Linked DNA regions of Homo sapiens: region 1 is linked to region 2. The links are chromatin loops, found by intact Hi-C in ENCODE. Cell type or tissue: psoas muscle. All regions are shown on one strand. Links, peaks and the distances in the headings refer to the core of each region. The heading gives the core; the rest is flanking DNA. Region 1 overlaps IKZF4 (IKAROS family zinc finger 4). Region 2 holds the start of GDF11 (growth differentiation factor 11).

Region 1 (9,930 bases), core at 1-8,000, 290 kb before region 2:
TGTGCCACCAACTCCACATCCTTTTCATAGCCACCCGAGTTCACATCATAGGGGAGGTCTGAGAGGCTGAAGCGCATCTGCTTTTCGCCTGTGGAGAACAGGAACTCAGCAGGGCTGGGTTTGGAGAATTCCTACACTCTCCTCAGGATTACTTCTTTGTTTTTTTACCTGTGGGGCTGGGTGTAACATTATTTACTACGTGGCATTTACTTTCGCAGGGTCAGGTCCTTTGTGGGACTGCTCCCTGACTCTAGGCTATAATCTTAGAGAAGGACTCAATCCCAGCCCATTGATTTTTAATACTTCATTTTATTACTCTCCATAAAGCTCCAGGTCCTTAGAGAGCTCATGACTAGTGCTGGGGATAGGGGGAACCACATACTTATTTCCTCTCTCTGACTCTCTAAGGGCCCACACAGACTGAAGTTCTTGTTATTCTTAAAAACTGAGATAGCCCGGGCCGGGCGCGGTGGCTCACGCCTGTAATCCCAGCACTTTGGGAGGCTGAGGCGGGCAGATCATGAGGTCAGGAGATTAAGACCATCCTGGCTAACACGGTGAAACCCCGTCTCTACTAAAAATACAAAAAAAATTAGCCGGGCATGGTGGCAGGCGTCTGTAGTCCCAGCTACTCGGGAGGCTGAGGCAGGAGAATGGCGTGAACCTGGGAGACAGAGGTTGCAGTGAGCCGAGATCGTGCCACTGCATTCTAGCCTGGGCGACAGAGCAAGACTCCGTCTCAAAAACAAACAAACAAACAAAAAACTGAGACAGCCCGATGCCTCGACCCTGTCCCTTACAACCACCACGAGAGTCTTCAGTGCCAACCCTTCTCCACTCTCTTTGAGTACATCCTCCCTCTTTACTTTCCTCCTGTCCTGAGGATAGATTTTCAGTATCAGAGGCCACCAGCCTGCTTTCTTTCTTTCCTTTTTTCTTTTTTCTTTTGAGACGGAGTCTTGCTCTGTTGCCCAGGATGGATGGAGTGCAGTGGCGCGATCTCCGCTCACTGCAAGCTCCGCCTCCCAGGTTCACACCATTCTCCTGCTTCAGCCTCCCGAGTAGCTGGGACTACAGGTGCCCGCCACCACGCCCGGCTAATTTTTTGTATTTTTAGTAGAGAGGGGGTTTCACTGTGTTAACCGGGATGGTCTTGATCTTCTGACCTCTTGATCTGCCCACCTTGGCCTCCCAAAGTGCTGGGATTACAGACGTGAGCCACTGCACCCAGCCCACCAGACTGCTTTCTTTCCCCAAACCGAATCTCCAGACCACACAGCTCAGATTTATTTGAGCTGTGGCTTAAAGCTGATACGTCTTTCCAACTGGATTCTTACCTACAAACTTCTGGGGTGTGGAACGCTTGCGTTTGGTGAGGCTATTGGCCAGACGATCGATGAAAGTTGGCCGCTCAGAGGATGAGTGCAGCATGGAGTCTGGCACCATCTCCAGGTCACGTATTTCGTCACCTAGTGGGAAGAAGGTGGAGACAGTAGTAGCAGTTGAGTAGGGGTAGCATTGGCCCCACAGCCTTTGCCTGGAGAAAACCAGCAGGTCAGTAGCCAAGGAAGGACATACCAGTTGCCTGGGAAACTGGGCTCTGTTTACCCTACCTAAAGCTCACTCCAATAAAATTTCAGATCATTTGGGGACAATCATACACATCTGGCCCTTGGTTTTATACTTCTTGTGTTCTCTCTCTCCCATTAGGCCAAGGATATAGACCCAAACTTCCCCTACCTGTCGATCTCCCTAAAGCACCCACCACAGACAAGGCTCTCCACCAACTGGGTTACCTAGAATGGGGTGTTTGGCAGATTTACTGGGGTAATCATCCCCTGTTCCACAGACTTCATCCCTCAGTGTGGGAGATACTGGAGTCACCCTTGTCTAGCACTCCCTCTCACCATCCCCTTTTAACTCCCCAGTAGTACATCAATAGCCCTACCTGGTTGGCCAGCCAAAGCTTGGGCTTCAGTGCTGAGACTCTGTAGGTAGTTATGGCACCGCTCCTTGTGCTCCTCCAGGGTACTCTGCTGTTTGTAGCTCCGGCCACAGTAGTTACACTTGTAGGGCTTGCCCACTGTGGGAGAGGAGACTGTGGAGGAGAGTGGAAAGATGGCATCAGAGCTATTTCTCGCTGTGCCCTGGCTCTGCAGATTCAGCCAAGAGCAAGTATACACTGGCATGGGAAGGAAAGGATGTTGCTAAATTGAGTTCTTCTACTTGTCTTTCATTTCCCAACTTCAACTGCAACCGCGGACAGATGAACAATATTTGATGATGAAGGATAATGTGCAGTTATGGGGGCAAGGGAATCCTAGGGCATGTGGCTTCAGACTGGTGGTGGGTTTGTTCAAGATGGCCAAATTGTTGCTTAAAGGAAGTGAGGACCCAGGGACTTTGTAGAGGATCATCCCTAGCAGACAGGCAGGCCCCACTGCAGGATCTCAGAGTCTGGGGCCCAGACTGTGGTTTAACCTTTCCATTTGGCAGGCGGATGTAAGTGCTGTTTATCAGACAAGGGGATTTTTTGCTTTTTATGAACTATCTGCTTTGGTTTGGGGGAAACTGGTGGGCTGGCATGACAGAAATGAGAGCCCTTAGATCTGCCAATGTGGGGAGGGGGCAGTTTTCATTGACCTTTACTTGTATTTTGACCTCCAGCCCTAGCCTGGTTTACTGATTATTTTGTCTCTCTGTCTCTCTACGCTGAGATACCAAGAGAGGTCTAGAAAGCCCATCACTGATAGAGTAATTCTGAAAAGAGAAAAAGAATAAAAGAACAGAGAAGAAAATAAAGAAGAGTAAAAAAAAGAGAACACCAAATTTGGGTTTGTTTGTTTATGTGCTTGTAATAAGGAACAGGTTATAAAGGTCTTGTTTCTACCGAAGAAAGAAAATTGGAAAACAGAGTGGTACTTCATTTAAAGATAACTCTTAAGAGATATTTGTGAGAGGAGAGAAAAAAGTGGAGAGAAACAACGTATTGTATATTTGATGTATCTTGCTGCTATTGAGCAGGGAGACAGGAGAAGGTATCTCTAGGAAGCTGGTAATTACTATTCACCCCTAACCTTGCCATGCCAAAGCTGGGCCTTGACTAAATCAATCTACTGGATTTTACTCAGGCTCTGTAAACTCTTGTATTTTAGGGATGAAATGAACACCATGGTCCCTATCCACCCAAAGACCCTTGGGGAAACAGTTTAACATCTGGGAGAGGAATGATCCTCCAACCGCTTTCTTTTTTTTCAAATTTTAATTGATAATTGATACATAATAATTATACATGTTTATGAGATACATATGATATTTTCATACATGTATACGACATGTAATGATCAAGTTGGGGTAACTGGCATATCTGTCACCTCAAACATTTATCTTTTTTTCTTCTTTTTTTTGGAGACAGAGTCTTACTCTGTTGCCTAGGCTGGAGTGCAGTGGCACGATCTCGGCTCACTGCAACCTCTACCTCCTGGGTTCAAGCGATTCTCCTGCCTCAGCCTCCCAGTAGCTGGGACTACAGGCGCCCACCACCATGCCCAGCTAATTTTTTGTATTTTTAGTAGAGACGGGTTTCACCATGTTAGCCAGGATGGTCTCAATCTCCTGACCTCATGATCTGTCTGCCTCAGCCTCCCAAAGGCTAGGATGACAGGCGTGAGCCACCATGCCCAGCAAACATTTATCATTTCTTTGTATTGGGAACATTCAAAATAATCTCTTCTAGCGATTTTGAAATATACAATAAATTATTGTTAACTACAGTCATTCTACTATGCTGTGGAACACTACAACTTATGCCTCCCATCTAACTGTAATCTTGTACCCATTAACCAGCCTCTCGCTATCCACCTACTCCCAACCCTTCTCAGTCAGCCTCTGGTAACCACTGTTCTACTCTCTACTTTTTTTTTTTTTTTGAGACGGAGTTTCACCCTTGTTGCCCAGGCTGGAGTGCAATGGCGCGATCTTGGCTTACTGCAACCTCTGCCTCCTGGGCTCAAGGAATTCTCCTGTCTCAGCCTCCCGAGTAGCAGGGATTACAGGCATGCGCCACCACGCCTGGCTAATTTTGTATTTTTAGTAGAAACAGGGTTTCTCCATGTTGGTCAGGCTGGTCTTGAACTCCTGACCTCAGGTGATCTGCCCGCCTTGGCCTCCCAAAGTGCTGGGATTACAGGCGTGAGCCACCGTGCCTGGCTTTTTTTTTTTTTTCCCCAAGATGGGGTCTCACTCTGTCACCCAGACTGGAGTGCAATGACATGATCACAGGACACTGAAGTCTTGACCTCCCAGGTTCAAGTGATCCTCCCTGTCTCAGCCTCCTGAGTAGCTGGGACTACAGGTGTGTGCCACCACACCTAGTTTTTGTTTTTGTTTTTGTTTTTGTTTTTGTAGTAGAGACGAAGTCTCACTATGTTGCTCTGGCTGGTCTCAAACTCCTGGGCTCAAGCGATCCACCCGCCTTGGCTTCCCAAACTGCTGGGATGATAGACGTGAGCCACTGCACCCAACCTACTCCGTGCTTCTATGAGATCAACTTTTTTAGCTCCCACATGAGTGAGAACATGCATCCAGTCTCTTTTTTCTTATAATAGGGGTTGCAACAGAAAGCACTTCACAGAGATGGGACCTGACAGTATATCTGTGTCTGCTTCTGTTGTTAATAATCTACAGATCAACATCCAAAATCTACCCAGTTCACCTCACTGTGTAGTTGGTAAGAATTCTAGGGGCCAAGCCATCCTTGTTCCAAACCAGCAGGGGGAGCAGCCCCTTTTCTGAGGAAAAGGAGTATGTATTTCTGGCACTGGACCTTGATGGGGTTCCAGCTAGGCTGAAGAATAGCTATGTGACCCGCAACTCATTTTTCCCCCCAACAGCTTCATTTTCCTTGTCAACAAAATGGGGATAATCACATCTACCTTGGAATTGTTATGAGGATCACATGGAGAAACACAAGTGAAATGCTCTGTAGATATAAAGCATGTATCAACGATGATCTTTCTCCCTGTTTCTCCACATACATAGAGATAAAGAGGTCCCAATTACAAGGTGGGAGAACCTGGAACAAGGTAAGTGGATGGAGAAAGTAGAGGGTGATGAAATGATTGCTCTGTCCCTTTAAATCCTGGCTCAGGAGAGTTTAAGAAGAGAAAAATAGCCAGGAAAGTTTCCAAGGACAGACCCTACTAATTCTTTCCCCCTTCCTTTCTTCCTGCCTTTTCCCAATCTTGAGCTCCCTCCTTCCTGCCAGCTCAGCTCCTGGCCTCTTCCCAAGTCCAAGCCAAAAGCCTAAAGCTTAGTAAAATGCCTAAAAAGTGCTATCTGTCCAGCTGATTCAGACAGATACTGATTCAAACAGTCTTGACTGGGCTAGAAAACCTTGTTAATCCAGTTTCCCAGCACTGTTCCAAACATTGATCTCTAGGTACCCTCTGGACTTTCTCTTGCCTCTGGGAAGGTGACAACCTCTTGGGATAGGGAACAGAAATAGGATACTCTTTTCCTATTTGGAAGTCCTAGGCTCCCTTTTTTGCAATTTGAGAGGGCTATGGATATTTCCAGGAGCCAGAAGGAAGTAAAGGAGAGGACAGACTGGTTGCTCAAGACCTCTGGTGGTGTGGGAGGAAGGAGGGTGAAGATGATGACAGGTGTGGGGCCTGAGGCAGATGGGAGTGAGAGGAGGGATTTCCCAGGGGCTTAGATGTTGGGGGTAATAGGGCATGGATTGTGGCATCAACAATCTAAAATATAAAAGTCAGGAAAGCCCAGGCACAGTGGCTGACACCACGCCTGTAATCCCAGTACTTCAGGAGGCTGAGGTGGGCCGATTGCTTGAGATCAAGAGTTCAAGACAAGCCTGGGCAGCATAGGGAGATCCTGTCTCTACAAAAAAATAGAAAAATTAGCTGGGTGTGGCAGTATCCTTCCAGCTACTCAGGAAGCTGAGGTGGGAGGATGGCTTGAGCTCAGGAGATCAAGACTGCAGGGAGCCAAAATTGCACCACTACACTCCAGCCTGGGCAACAGTGTGAGACACCGTCTTGAAAAAACAAAAAACAAACAAAAGTCAGGGAAGGGTGACTTTTTTTTTTTTTTTTTTTTTTTTTTTTTGAGACTGAGTGTCGCTCAGTCGCCCAGGCTAGAGTGCAATGGCGCGATCTCAGCTCACTGCAAGCTCCGCCTCCCGGGTTCACGCCATTCTCCAGCCTCAGCCTCCCAAGTAGCTGGGACTACAGGTGCCTGCCACCATGCCCGGCTAATTTTTTTTTTTTTTGTATTTTTAGTAGAGACAGGGTTTCACCATTTTGGCCAGGATGGTCTCGATCTCCTGACCTCGTGATCCGCCCATCTTGGCCTCCCAAAGTGCTGGGATTACAGGCGTGAGCCACCGCGCCAGGCCAAGGGTGACCGTTAACAGCCAAGAACATTGCTCCTATTCCTTTTGCTCCAAGTAGATGGATTTTACATCCATATGGTGGATGTAAAATACCCCATCAAGGTGTCTCCCAAATTTCCCATGAAGCCTTGCTGCCCAGAGGATGGGTGAGAGAGGCAGGGGGCCCTATCTGCTCTGTAAATGCTCCCCCCTCCTCAATGACAGACACTGGAACTCCCCAAATACAAGAGAAGTCACTGAGCTCTACATACTGGGTGTGTTGGAGCCTCATTCCCTCCTCCCACTGGACAGACACTGACCTGAGTGTGTGCGGAGGTGACCAGTGAGTGCATCACGCCGGCGGCAGGCATAGTTGCAGAAGGGACATTTAAAGGGCTTCTCCCCAGAGTGCAGCTTGATGTGGCGCAGCAGGTTCCCCTTCTGGGTGAAGGAGGCACCACACTGGTTGCAATGGAAGGGCCTTTCACCTGCAAGTGAAAGAACAAATCCCAGAGGACTGCATGTGAGGAACTTTGAAGGTTGAACCTATCACCCACCCTCTGCCCTACCTTGCCCAAGGGAAGGTGCTCTGAACACATTGCTGACGGGCAGAAGTGCAATGCACACAAACCCTGATTTATGAAGATCCCTTGGGGATCCCTGGGGTCTTACCCTGGGGAAGGTGTGGATTAGAGGTGTGTGGCAGGGAGAGGGGCCTGGAACACGAGGCCAAAAGACTGTTACCAAAAACTGAGCCCCACAGGGCCCACTCTGCCCTAGGAGCCCAAGGCCCAAGGAAGCTGAGAAGAGAAGGCTTTTGTTTTCTGTTTTGTTGTTGTTGTTGTTGTTGTTGTTTTTTAATTATTAGATGGGAGGGCCCAAAGAATACCCAGGAGTCTTACCCCTATTGGACCATTGGCTCATTCTTGAGTCTACACTTTCCCCTCCCTCATATACTGAGAAAAATATCACCTTTTCTTTATAACAGCGGTTGAGGAGAGTGCCAGGAAACTAAAGGTATTGAGGGGAATTCAAATTCTGTACCCACCCCCACCCTGCCTCGTTTTGTCAGCTGGAAAATGTGCTGGGTGAGACCCTTCCCTTTCTGAGGCTACCCACTCCCTGCATGACCTCCTCCAGCCCCATACCTGCTGTTGTCCCAGCACTGCCCCTGCCTCTCAACCCCACCCTGGGAGCTCCTCCCAGAGCCCCTCTGGCTTACTTACCAGTGTGACTGCGCTTGTGCACCATGAGCACGTTGGGTCCAATACAGACCATGCCGCAGACGTCACACTTGAGCTTGCCATTGGGCAGCCGGATGCCCCCAGGGGAGTGAGGCTCTGGCCCACTCCCATCACAGTAGCCCAGGGGCTCAGACAATGAATCTTCCACAATCACGCTGTCGTCCTTTTCCAGGAGCCGCTCATCTGGCCCCAGCAGTCTGCTTGACTCCTCATCGCTGTACATCTCCACCTTGATGGAGTTGGCTGAGGGGTGGGATGGTGTTTAGAATAGAGAGAGGCAAAGGGGGAAGCTGCTCCCAGGCCAGAATGGCACTCTTTTTTTTTTTTTTTTTTTGAGATGGAATTTCGCTCTTGTTGCCCAGGCTGGAGTGCAGTGGCACGAATTTGGCTCGACGCAACCTCCACCTCCCAGATTCAAGTGATTCTCCTGCCTCAGCCTCCTGAGTAGCTGGGATTACAGGCATGTACCATCACACCCAGCTAATTTGGTATTTTTAGAACAGACAGGGTTTCTCCATGTTGGTCAGGATGGTCTCGAACTTCCAACCTCAGGTGATCTGCCTGCCTTGGCCTCCCAAAGTGCTGGGATTACAGGTGTGAGCCACTGCGCCTGGCCCAGAATGGCACTCTTAAAGTTTAAGAGGGTGTCTTTAGGCCCTGAGACATTCAAGCCTTAAATGGAACTAACACCCTAGTATCCCTGCTGCTGATATCAGAATCCTACTGGAACCTGAGACAACCTTTTCTCCCACCCACCAGGCAAATAGGCTTCAAGAGAAAAAAGTTGGGCCGGGTGTGGTGGCTCACGCCTGTAATCCCAGCAATTTGGGAGGCCAAGGCGGGTGGATTCTTTTGAGGTCAGGAGTTTGAGACCAGCCTGGCCAACATGGTGAAACCCTGTCTTTACTAAAAATACAAAAATTAGCTGGGCATGGTGGTGTACGCCTGTAATCCCAGCTACTTCGGAGGCTGAGGCAGGAGAATCGCTTGAACTTGGGAGGCGGAGGTTGCAGTGAGCTGAGATCACGCCACTGCAGTCCAGCCTGGGCGACAGAGCAAGACTCCATCTCAAAAAGAAAAAAGTTGGGGGTACATAGGATGTCTTCTGTCGCTGAGGAGAGGAGGCGACTAAGGGGAGCTTTTTTCTCTACTCTCTTGTCATGAAGAAAGATGTCTGGCTTGGCCCTGGGCAGGAAGCCAGCAAGTTAACAGTGGCGGGAAAACAGATCTAGGAAGACTGAAGGGGGACAACAGGCCAAAGAGAGCAAACCTGGAAGACAGACATGCTTACAGTTCCCTCCCACCTCATTAGATTGAATCCCTCTACCCCCTCCACCTCCATAAAACTCTGAGGCAGGGCAGGAGGGGTAAAGGAAGGAGGAACCATTGAGGAGAAGGCTTTGGCTCTAGCTCCGACCTACATTCCTGGCTACTCCAACCATTTAGAGAATGTCACAGATCTAGGGCCAGCTGGGGAGAGGCAGTCATGGGGACCCTGTCTGGGTAGGAGAATGAGCTGTGGGGAGATGGGGAGGTCCTTCTACTCTCTATTTCCTATCTAACTCCATCTGATGACCATTTCTATCTACCTGCTTCTCTAATTCCATAATTTCTCTTTGAAACTTTTACCTTAATCCCACCCATACCTCTTTTAATTCCACCCTAGTCTGCCAGTGACTGACTATTCACTCTCCTTTCAGAAGCCAGAAAAACCCTAGACACTGGGCTCCTCATTGCTCTTAGAGACTAAGCAGGAGACCAGCAGGAGGTGACGATGGGGAAATGGTTGCCAGTGGAAGGTGAATTGAAGGCCAAATGCAACAGGGGGTGCCTACTGCCAGGAGGTGGTAGGAGGTTACACTTACCACTGAGTGAGCGGCTAGGAGAAGAGTGCTGGCTGTTGGGGGTGCTCACCGAGGGCCCCACTGGGGCCCCGAGGAACTCCTTCTCCAGAGATGAGTCCCCGCTACCTTGGAGGAGAGAACAAGAGGGCAGGTAAAGCTGGAGCTGGAGATATCTACTGTCCATTGCCTAATCTTTTAAAAAAATTCAGTTAAATTTCACAAACATTTCCTTCATAGCCATGTACAAAGCAGTGTTGTATGCTGGGCACCATACCTTGTGCCCCCGCCAGTCTGGATGCCTGGTGCTGCCTTCTGTGAGCTCAGTGGCTGGGCCTTGCCTACCCTACCTTTATCTAGGCCTGAGGGCAAGAGCATCACTGCCTGACGTCCACAGGAAGCAGGGCTGAGGCTGGGTGCGCCAGGGCGGAGAGGAAAATGGGGGCTGCAGAAG
Region 2 (10,121 bases), core at 969-8,968:
AAGGCACAGCTTTTCCGACCCCTTGGGATACCCGGTCTGAGACAGGGGTCAGGATGGAAAGGGTGCCAGCTGGGCTGCCAGGAGGTGTACAGGGCTCTGGGACCCTATTCTTGGGAGAAAGCACACAGTTCTCTGCAACCCGTTGGGCACGTTGCGAACGGAGCACGGAGTGGGGAGTTACCGCCAGGGCCACTGGGAAGCAGAGAGCACTGCAGTCCAGCTGGGGCTGCGGGGGTCCTGCAGCCTCCCGATTCTGTTCTCCAGCCTCCCCACCACGGCTTTTCAGGACAGAGTCACTGCCCAGCCCCAGCTTCCCCGGACTCCAACAAGGATCTTTTTAGCATACTGGGGGTGGAAGGCACTATCTCGAAACCCGCCCCATTTCCCCCGCCCCAACCTCCGGGAACTAGGCGTGCATACAACTTTGCAGCCCATCTCCACCGCTCGGAAAACTTCTATGAAGTAGCCCCCGCTCCCTAATTCGTCAAGTTTTCGCAGAAAAAGCTTCCGGGCCGGGGCAGCAGGGAGCGCCCCGCTTGGAGCAGAAGGCGCCCTTCGCGGGGCCAGAGCCAGCACCCCACTGCTCGCGCCCCGCAGCCCACTTACTCTCCTGGGCCATGCTAATGACGGTCTCGGTGGTGGCGTGGTACTCGTCCTCCTCCAGGAAGTCCTCGGGCTGCAGCGCGTCGCCCTGGAAGTCGTGTAGGTCCAGGATCTGCTGCAGCGGCGGCGCCTTGGGCAGCAGCTGCTTCACCACCTCGCGGCTGATGTTGGGCGCCTCCTTGAGCCGCAGTTTGCTCAAGATCTGCGACTTGATGCTCTCTAGGCGCAGCTCGCGGCTGTGCTGCCGCCAAACGCACACGGGGCAGCCGTCCGGCTCGGGCGCCACGGACGGGGCTGGCCGGCTGGAGCGCTCCCCCCCGACCCCCGCCGCTGCCGCCGCCGCCGCCGCCGCCGCCGCCGCCGCGGGGCCCTCGGCCGCCTCCCCCCGGGGCCGCAGCTCCAGGGCGAGGAGCAGGAAGCCCAGCAGCAGCGGGGCCGCGAGCACCATGCTGGAGGGGAGGGGAGGGAGGACTGGGGGGCGGGGACGCCGGAGTCCCGCGGGGAGGGGGCGGAGGGAGGAGGGAGGGAGGAGGAGGGGGTCCGGGCGGCGCGGGATTGGGGGCTGCCCGGCCGAGGGGGGACCCGGGGGGCCGGGGGCGGCGGGCGCGCGGGCGGGGCGGGCGGGCGGCCGGGGCGGGCGGCTGGGGGGGCCCGAGCCCGGGCCAGGCCCTTTATAGCCCCGGCCCCCGTGTCGTCAGCGGCCGCGATTGGCTGCGGAGCCAACAAAAGAGGCAGCGCTGTCATCCGAGGCGAGAGAGGGAGCCGGAGAGAGCCGAGGAATAGAGAGAGGGAGGGAATGAGGGAGCAAGGGCCAGAGAGAGATGAAGAGACAGAGATATGAGGGGGCGGGGGGGCGGATATAGAGGGAAAGTCAGAGCCAGAGAGACCAAGGAGAATCAGAGAGATAAGGGGGAAGAGACAGAGATAGGAAAAGGAGGAGGAGAGAGGGAGAGACAAAGGAGGAAAAGAAGAGTCAGGGGGAAGACGCAGAGGTGAGAGACTTAGCTAGAGAGGGAAATTGTGTGTCTGTGGGAGACACAGAACCAAGAAGGAGGAAGACTGGGACAACTAGTGGGAGAGTTAGAGTGGAGACAAAAATGGGGAGAAGAGGGGTACCACTAGATAGGGGGAGACAGAGGTCTACAGAGCCAGACCAGAAGAGATCGGGGGTCATGGAGATGGGAACAGCGGCAGAGGAACAGAGGACAGAAGAGTGCCCTGGGAAAGGGGTGGGGGGGGGGGTGGGGGGGAGAGAAATCAGGATGGGGGAGGAGAGAGAGGGGCACAGACAGGGAGACAACAAGGGAGCCCCTGAGGAGGCAGGTGCAGGGGATTGGGGGTGGGGGAGAGGAAAGGCAGAAACTCCTGAGAGAAGGAGCCACAAGAGTCAGCCTTGGTGGGAGCACAGAGAGCCCAGGGGACAGAGGTGGAGAACTTGAGACCAGAGGAGCTCTAGCCACCAGAGGTAGCCCAAAGAAGATGCTCAAGGAAGCCATGGAAGGAAGCACCAGGCTAGGCTCATCAGAGGGATTAAGGGGACTAGGAGAGGAAGAGGTCAGGGACAACCTAAGAAGGTGGAGAGGTGATGGGAAGAACTGAAACAGAGGGAAGACATAGAGCTGGGAAGACTGTGAGCTTGAAACTGGGGCTTAACAGGGCTAATGTAGTCAGCCGGCTGGAAAAGGCAGGAGCTAGAGGCCACTGGGGGAAGGGTGAGAGGAGATGGCTGGAGGCTGTTATACTTGGGGAGAAATCTAGATCTCTGGATTTCTAGCTATATCTTTGGATCTGCAGGGTCTTAGAAGTCTGAGAAGGGGCTGGAGGTTGCAAGGGTGAGCATGGGAAAGAAGTCTGCGCTCAGATGCACGAGATGAAATACAGATGTGGGACCAGCCCTAGTCTTCAGGTGTGATCCTGGGCAGTCAGAGAGCAGAGTAAAACAGTACTAAGGTGAAAAAATGTTTTGAATGTGCTTAACTTCTGACTTCAGGTTTTCCAGGCTTATTTCTGGATCTGAAAGCCCTGGAGCAATAGTCAAATGGAAAATGTTTGTGCCAGGCCAGGCGCGGTGGCTCACGCCTGTAATCCCAGCACTTTGGGAGGCCGAGGTGGGCGGATCACGAGGTCAGGAGATCGAGACCATCCTGGCTAACACGGTGAAACCCTGTCTCTACTAAAAATACAAAAAATTAGCCGGGCGTGGTGGCGGGTGCCTGTAGTCCTAGCTGCTGGGGAGGCTGAGGCAGGAGAATGGCGTGAACCTGGGAGGCGGAGCTTGCAGTGAGCCGAGATCGCGCCATTGCACCCCAGCCTGGGCGACAGAGTGAGACTCCGTCTCAAAAAAAAAAAAAAAAGAAAAGAAAAGAAAATGTTTGAAGGAATCAGGTCTTGCTAATTTCCTGGCATTCACAATGTTTATTTAATAAATGGATGAACTTTATTATTGGGCTTCTCAGAATAGAGGGGCATTGGTTTCCTCTCTGGAATTAAAGCCCAATAACATATCTTAAAGTTGGCTTGGCATAGGCATCAGGAGCACCAGACATAAGGATAGAGTTGGGTTGAGGAACTGGAGTAAAATAAGGGAAGAAACTGGGGATCCAGGTATGAGGGGAGGAGGTTGGGTAGGGGTTAGGAGGACCAAGCTGGGGAGCTTTGAAGAGACAATCCATTTCCATGGGTAACAGAAACTGAAAACAAAACAGACTGGAACAAAAACTTAGCTTGTTCCCTCCCTTGCTTTCAACCAAGACATGGGCATTTCAGCATTTCATCAAGTTTCTTAATCTATAATATGGGGCCACAATTCCTACCCTTAACTGGTTGTGGGGATTACATATAAGCAATCAATAGTGGCCTTCATGGGCTTCTTCTCCTTCATGATTCTTCCTTTCCTTTCTGATTTTCCAGAGCAGCGATTGCCTTTAGCACATATTCTGGCATATCCTATTTTCTAAAATGTTTCTCTGTCATTTCTTCAGCAAAATTGGAAAGGCTGTGAGAGCAAAGTTGGTGTCACCTCCTTCTTCTCCCTTAGAGAAGGTAGTACAGGCTTCACTTCCTCACCAAACATGTATCTAGTGGCAGGTACAAAGATAAATGAGATGCAAAAGTAAGTAAGACTCAGCTCCTTTCCTCAGAGAACATATAAACTAGAAAAGACACTAGGTAGGCCGGGCGCGGTGGCTCACGCCTGTAATCCCAATACTTCGGGAGGCCACGGTGGGTGGATCACCTGAGGTCAGGAGTTCGAGACCAGCCTGGCCAACATGGTGAAACCCCGTCTCTACTGAAAATACAAAAATTAGCTGGGCATGGTGATATGCGCCTGTAGTCCCATCTACTCAGGAGGTTGAGATGGGAGAATCACTTGAACCTGGAAGGCGGAGGTTGCAGTGAGCCAAGATCATGCCACTGCACTCCAGCCTGGGCGACAGAGCAAGACTCTGTCAAACAAAAAAAAAAAAAAAAAAAAAAGAAGGAAGGAAGAAAGAAAAGAAAAGAAGAAAAGAAAAAGAAAAGAAAAGAAAAGAAAAGAAAAGAAAAGAAGACATTAAGTAAACAGGACCAGCCAGAACTCTAGGCCAGATGCCTCCTGCATATCTCAATCTGGATGTTTCATGGCACTTCAAATATCACAGGTTAGAGAACCCCTTCTTTCTCCCTAAAATGTGTCCCATCCTGCAGCTTTTCATTTTAGTGAATGACAATCATCCAGGCTAGAAATCTGAATGTCTTGTTTCACCCTTGTCCTCTTGACCATTTCTGAATCTTTGCACAGGTTGTTTCTTCTTCCTAGAACAATTCCCCCTACTACTTCCACTCTCTTCCACCCACCAATCTCTTGGCCAAGTTTACTCTTTCTTCAGGTCTCAGCATAGATCCCATCCAAGAATCCCTTCCTGACTTCGGGTCTAGAGTAGTTGCTTCTCCCAGATATATCTGCACCATTCTGTGAGGTATGGAGATAATCGCCTAGCTTCTAGACTAGAAGTAGGCTGGCTGGGTTCAAGTCCCAGCTCTCTCCCTTTTCTGGTTGTGTAAACTTGGACAAGTTATTAAACCTCTTTATACCTCAGATTCCTCACCTGTAAGATGGGAATAATTATATATATATATAGAGAGAGAGAGAGACGGAGTCTTGCTTTGTCGCCCAGGTTGAAGTACAGTGGCGAGATCTCGGCTCACTGCAACCTCCACTTCCCAGGTTCAAGCGATTCTCCTATCCTCAGCCGCCCGAATAGCTGGGATTACAGGCACGCGCCACCAAGCCTGGCTAATTTTTGTATTTTTAGTAGAGACAGGGTTTCACCATGTTGGCCAGGCTGGTCTTGAACTCCTGACCTCAAGTGATCCACCCGCCTTGCCTCCCGAATTGCTGGGATTACAGGCGTGAGCCACTGTACCTGGCCAAGGATAACAATATTGTACCTATTTCATAAGGTTATGAAGATTAAATGTCTGAAAAACTGTTCTAAATGCATTAGTTATTACTGTTACCCCAACTTACAACGCTCACCTTGGGAGACCAGAGAGAGCAGGAACTTTTTCACCAAAGTATTCCTTAACAGCTTTGAATAAAGAATGAATGAGGCCTGCTAAGTGAACTTGATAAGAGTTGGGTGGGGGAAAGAAGACAGTGTATTTGTATATATGAGGGGTTATTGGTATCTGCCAAATACAGGGAATTGGAGTCAGGAACATTTGAGACAGAAAGGTTTTCTATCTCCTGATAGCCTCCTCAGTTTCCAAGACTAAACTTAATCCAATAAGTGGACAAGACTGCCATCTGATGGTAGAATCTGGAATATCAGCTCCTCGGAGGTGGAACTGAAAGCACGGCTTAAGGGTTTTATTTTTGCATACGTTGTACATTTTCATTTTAGAATTTTAGTTCGAAAAGTTCCATATCATAATGCATTAAGCCTTGTCCTTTCCCCAGCGCCTCCCAGATCTTGCCTATTTCCTTGAGTTCCCTCAGGTTTGGTCCTGTTGGGATCCCCTGAGTTTCAGGAATTAACCCCTGGGAGGTTTCTTTTAGGAGCTTCAGAACTCCAGCTGCCCCAGACTCCCTAAAAATGGGGCACTGGTGGCTTTACGGAAAATAAGTTCGGGGGGATCTGGACATTAGATCTTTCCTTATCCTAGTACATGCTTAGGTTTGGGGCCCCGCCCACTGTCCTAGTCTCCCTGGCAACTGTCTTCCTGCCAAGGGTGCCCCTCTCCCAGAGTTACCCAGGCAACCTTCAGGCCCGCCTTCTTCAAGGTCCTGACTGGTTCATAGCAAATGTGGGTCGCAGCCTAAGGGAGGCATTTAGGCTTAAAATGTATGAGCTGCCGGGAGAGAAGGAGGCTGTGTTCCGGGGGAGGGTATGAGGTTTCAAGACCTGCTAGAGAGAGAGGTGCTTGGGTAGATGGTCTGCTATATCCTCAGGAAGAGCTGCAGCTCCCTGGAGCCTGTCACCGGGGTCTGAGGCCAGAGTTGCCTGGACCATGATCAGAAGTGCTGCTGCCAGAACAGGGGAACCATTGTAAGGGAACCCTGTAAGGGGGGACTCCCGCCACCCTGCACCTTCACCACAATGGCCACCTCCACACCCAAACTGCCTTGTCTATCAGAGCTAGGCTCAGTGGGGAGTAGCTATTTTTCTCCCCTCCCTAGGGAGGATCCCTAATCCTATCTCTTCTTCCTTTTTTCTCCTAAAGTTTCTATTTTGAGGGTCAGTGGACTCATTCTTTGGCACTGCAGGGCTTTCTAAGGAGGGGAGGGGCTACATCTCGTTGAGATGTAGCAGAGGGGAGAGGCTTACTCCCCGGCTCTCCTGCTCTCCCTGCATGTGCCTCTGGGGGAGTGGGGAGGCTATTCTGGGCTAGGGGGTGGTGTGTTAGTAGAGTGGACCCCTTCCAGTCCTCTGCCCACAAATCCTGCAGCTCCAGAGAGGATGTCACTGTAATTACTGTCCTCTCCCACACCACCTTCTAAATCCTATAATTATCTTGCCGGGATCACTTGGCAGTCTTGTTAACCTCTTTAGCCCCAAGGCCCTCTAAGAGAAGTTGGGAGTTGGGAGAAGGGGGCCAAAGAGTTTGCGTTTGGGGTGGGGGGCAGTGTGGCAGGATACAACTGGGGGACTCTAAGAATCATTTGGGGTTATGTCTTCCTTTGCCTCTGGCCTCCCTCCTGCTTATCCCCAATCTGTCCCCTCTCTCCTCATGGCAGGCCAGCTCTACAACTCCACTGGGTGCAAGCTGCTGCTTATCTTCATTCTTGGCCTCCCTGGGGTCCCCACCTCTTCCCTGAGTTCTCACCTACTGCTCCCTCTCTGGGCCCATGGTGGGTCCTCATTACAGGCCCTGTTTCTGGCAGTGGCCAATGCTGCCAGCAGGAGGCACCACTATTCCAGCTGCTGCTCCAGGAAAAGAACGGGTCTAAGTGCAATGTCAGCTTCTCCAAGGACCTTAAAATGCTGGCAGATGGGCTGATCCAGGAGGCGACAAAGCAGTACCTGGGCTGCCAGGTGAGGGAGCTGTTGGGAAGCAGGGGGGAACTGCAGGAGTGTTCAGAGGGAATTCTCTCTCCAGAGGGAATGAAGGAGAAAGCAGAGGGTAGTGAAGGTCAAAGTTGTCAGATGAGGGGCATGTGTGTGTGTGTGAACGGTGAGGGTGTCAGGACGACCAGCGGGTCTGGCTGGGATCTGGGAATGGGAGCCTGAAATTGGTGAGGGCAGGAGAAACTGGTCTGGGCTCTACCGAGGGGTGCCAGCACTCCTCACCCCTAGTTCCCTGGGCTGCAAGACCACATCCATGGGGAACAACCCAACAAATTTGAGAACAGCCTGGGTGAGTCTGCCACAGGCCCTTCTTCTTTGGCAGGTATCTCAGGTCCTCTGCTGCCCCACTGCATCCCCCAGCCTGTGCTAGGCAGCTTCCAGAACCCAGGGGTTCTCTTTGTCATAGCCCTCTCACCACACTGTATTTTTTGTCTGTGCCTATAAGGTTGTAAGCACCCTGAAGGCAGGGACATGTCTTACTTATCTCCATGTTTAGGCTCCCCATACATGGATTAATACATGAATGAATTTTTCCTGAGCCCCTGCCTAGGCCTCTTGGCCTTTTAGTCCCAAGGAACAGAAACCTGAGATAACCACCCAGTCCCAGCATCACCTCTTTGTCATTTCTCCTATGTTTATCTCTGTTCCATCCTAGGAAAAACTTTAGTTGTGAGGCTCTGTGACTCTCAGGTAGATACCTCTGTGCTCCTGTGCCTGGTTCTGGGCCAGAACCACACAGCAGCTAAGATCCTGGCCAAGGGAGTGCATAAACAAGACATGAACCTGGACGAGGCTCTCAAGCAGGATGGGCTGGAGCTGTTCATCCTGCCCACTCACCAGCTGGGCATTTGGATGGACCTCGTTGTTAATGATGGCACTGGCTGGGAAGAGACTGGGACAGGAGTGACAATGAGGGGCCAGAGGTCAGGAACTAGGGGCCCAAGAAATGGGGAAAGGAATTGAGGCGGGCCCTGAGGACAGATCCTGGTGGGGGTGGGGCTGGAGTGTGGGGTTGCCAGAGGAGCTAGACCTTGGGGCTTGAATTGGGGGGTCTAGGCCAAGGCCAAGGCCAAGGTGAGTGTGAGGGGCAGAAGGAGGCTGGATTGTCCCTCCCACCCCTACCTTGGCTATGTCAGTTGGGGTGGGGTATCCAGATATTTCTCAAAGCAAAATCATTTTAATTCCCATGAGTCTGAAAACAGGGTATGATAAAGCCTCATCATTCTTTTTTGTTTGTTTTTTGAGGTCTTTGGAGAAGGACCTCAAAACGCTGGCAGATGGGCTGATCCAGGAGTGTTGCTCTGTTGCCCAGGCTGGAGTGCAGTGGCATGATCTCGGCTCACTGCAGGCTCCGTCTCCCGGTTTCAAGCAATGTTCCTGCCTCAGCCTCCCGAGTAGCTAGGACTGCAGGCACATGCCACCATGCCCAGCTAATTTTTTTGTATTTTTAGTAGAGACAGGGTTTCGCCATGTTGGCCAGGCTGGTCTTGAACTCCTGACGTCAGGTGATCCACCCGCCTCGGCCTCCCAAAGTGTTGGGATTACAGGTGTGAGCCACTGCGTCCGACCGTTTTTGTTTTTATAGAGATGGGGTTTTACCGTCTTGCCCAGGCTGATCTCGAACTCCTGGGCTCCTACCTCAGCCTCTCAAAGTGTTGGGATTACAGGTGTGAGCCACCACATCCAGCCAAGCCTTACCGTTCCTTTTTTTTGTTTTGTTTTGTTTTGTTTTTTTGGGACGGAGTTTCCCTCTTGTTGCTCAGGCTGGAGTGCAATGGCACCATCTTGGCTCACGGCAACCTCCGTCTCCCGGGTTCCAGTGATTCTCCTGCTTCAGCCTCCCCAGTAGCTGGGATTACAGGCATGTGCCACCACACCCAGCTAATTTGTATTTTTAGTAGAGACGGGGGCCTGTCCATGTTGGTCAGGCTGGTCTTGAACTCCTGACCTCAGGTGATCCGCCCGCCTCAGCCTCCCAAAGTGCTGGTATTACAGGTGTGAGCCACTGTGCCCAGCCACCATTTTTCTGTTATTTTTTTATTTTTTTGAGATGGAGTCTTGCTCTGTCACCCAGGCTGGAGTGCAGTGCTGTGATCTCACTGCAACCTCTGCCTCCCAGGTTCAAGCAATTCTCCTGCCTCAGCCTCCCGAGTAGCTGGGACTACAGGTGCATGCCACCACGCCCGGCTAATTTTTTGTATTTTAGTAGAGATGGAATTTCACTGTGTTGTCCAGGCTGGTCTCAAACTCCTGAGCTCAGGCTATCCATCCACCTCAGCCTCCCAAAGTGCTAGGTCACAGGCATGAGCCACTGCACTCGGCCTGGCCACCATTCTTAAAGTAATAAAACCAATTCCCTTAGTTTATTCTGTGATCCTCACAACTGCCCTGTGAGGTGGGGAAGGGAGTTGTTTCCCTCCTACTCAACTGGGAGAAAGCTGAGGCTCAGGGAGAGAGGTCACCCCATTCATGAGCAGCAGAACCAGGTCTCACACCAGGGCTTCTGGCCTCAGAGAGCTTCTTGCTGGCGGCAGGTGTGACAGCACTGGAGTGGTACATCAAGACCCTGGCAGGGTGTGGTGGTTCACGCCTGTAATCCCAGCACTTTGGGAGGCCAAGGCAGGTGGATCACTTGAGGTCAGGAGTTCAAGACCAGCCTGACCAACATGGTGAAACCCCGTCTCTACTAAAAATACAAAAAGTTAGCCAGCGTGGTGGTGGGCACCTATAATCCCAGCTATTCAGGAGGCTGAGGCAGGAGAATCGCTTGAACCTGGGAGGCAAAGGTTGCAGTGAGCTGAGATCGCGCCATTGCACTCCAACCTGGGCAACAAGAGCGAAACTCTGTCGGAAAAAAATAAAAAAGAATTAAAAAAATTAGCTAGGTGTGGTGGCGGGCTACAGCCTGTAATCCCGGCTACTCGGGAGGCTGAGGCAGGAGAATCACTTGAAACTGGTAGGCGGAGG

Evidence for each region. Peaks named below come from ENCODE experiments on the same cell type or tissue, not always from the same donor. Only the 100,000 strongest peaks of a DNase experiment are listed, where the experiment ranks them.
Region 1: it touches region 2 in a loop (4-fold over the local background); 31 of 110 quality-filtered maps call a loop at or near these places.

Annotation. Positions count from the first base shown.
Region 1 is chr12:56,024,729-56,034,658 of GRCh38, reverse strand. IKZF4 (IKAROS family zinc finger 4) reads right to left here. Exons shown (of 8, transcript NM_022465.4): 3 at 9,501-9,605; 4 at 7,618-7,878; 5 at 6,712-6,879; 6 at 1,949-2,098; 7 at 1,338-1,469; 8 at 1-88. LOC105369781 (a long non-coding RNA gene) reads left to right here and starts at 9,568. Exons shown (of 3, transcript NR_135023.1): 1 at 9,568-9,630. In psoas muscle, for the core only: a CTCF peak has its summit at 4,771 (motif pointing right); no DNase peak of the experiment used is centred there.
Region 2 is chr12:55,734,247-55,744,367 of GRCh38, reverse strand. GDF11 (growth differentiation factor 11) reads right to left here and starts at 1,246. Exons shown (of 3, transcript NM_005811.5): 1 at 607-1,246. The coding sequence starts at 1,051. RefSeq lists a silencer at 211-270 and an enhancer at 5,863-6,182. In psoas muscle, for the core only: CTCF peaks have their summits at 5,410 (motif pointing left) and 6,989 (motif pointing right); DNase peaks (open chromatin) are centred at 1,035, 1,327, 5,827 and 6,987; H3K4me3 peaks cover 1,849 bases.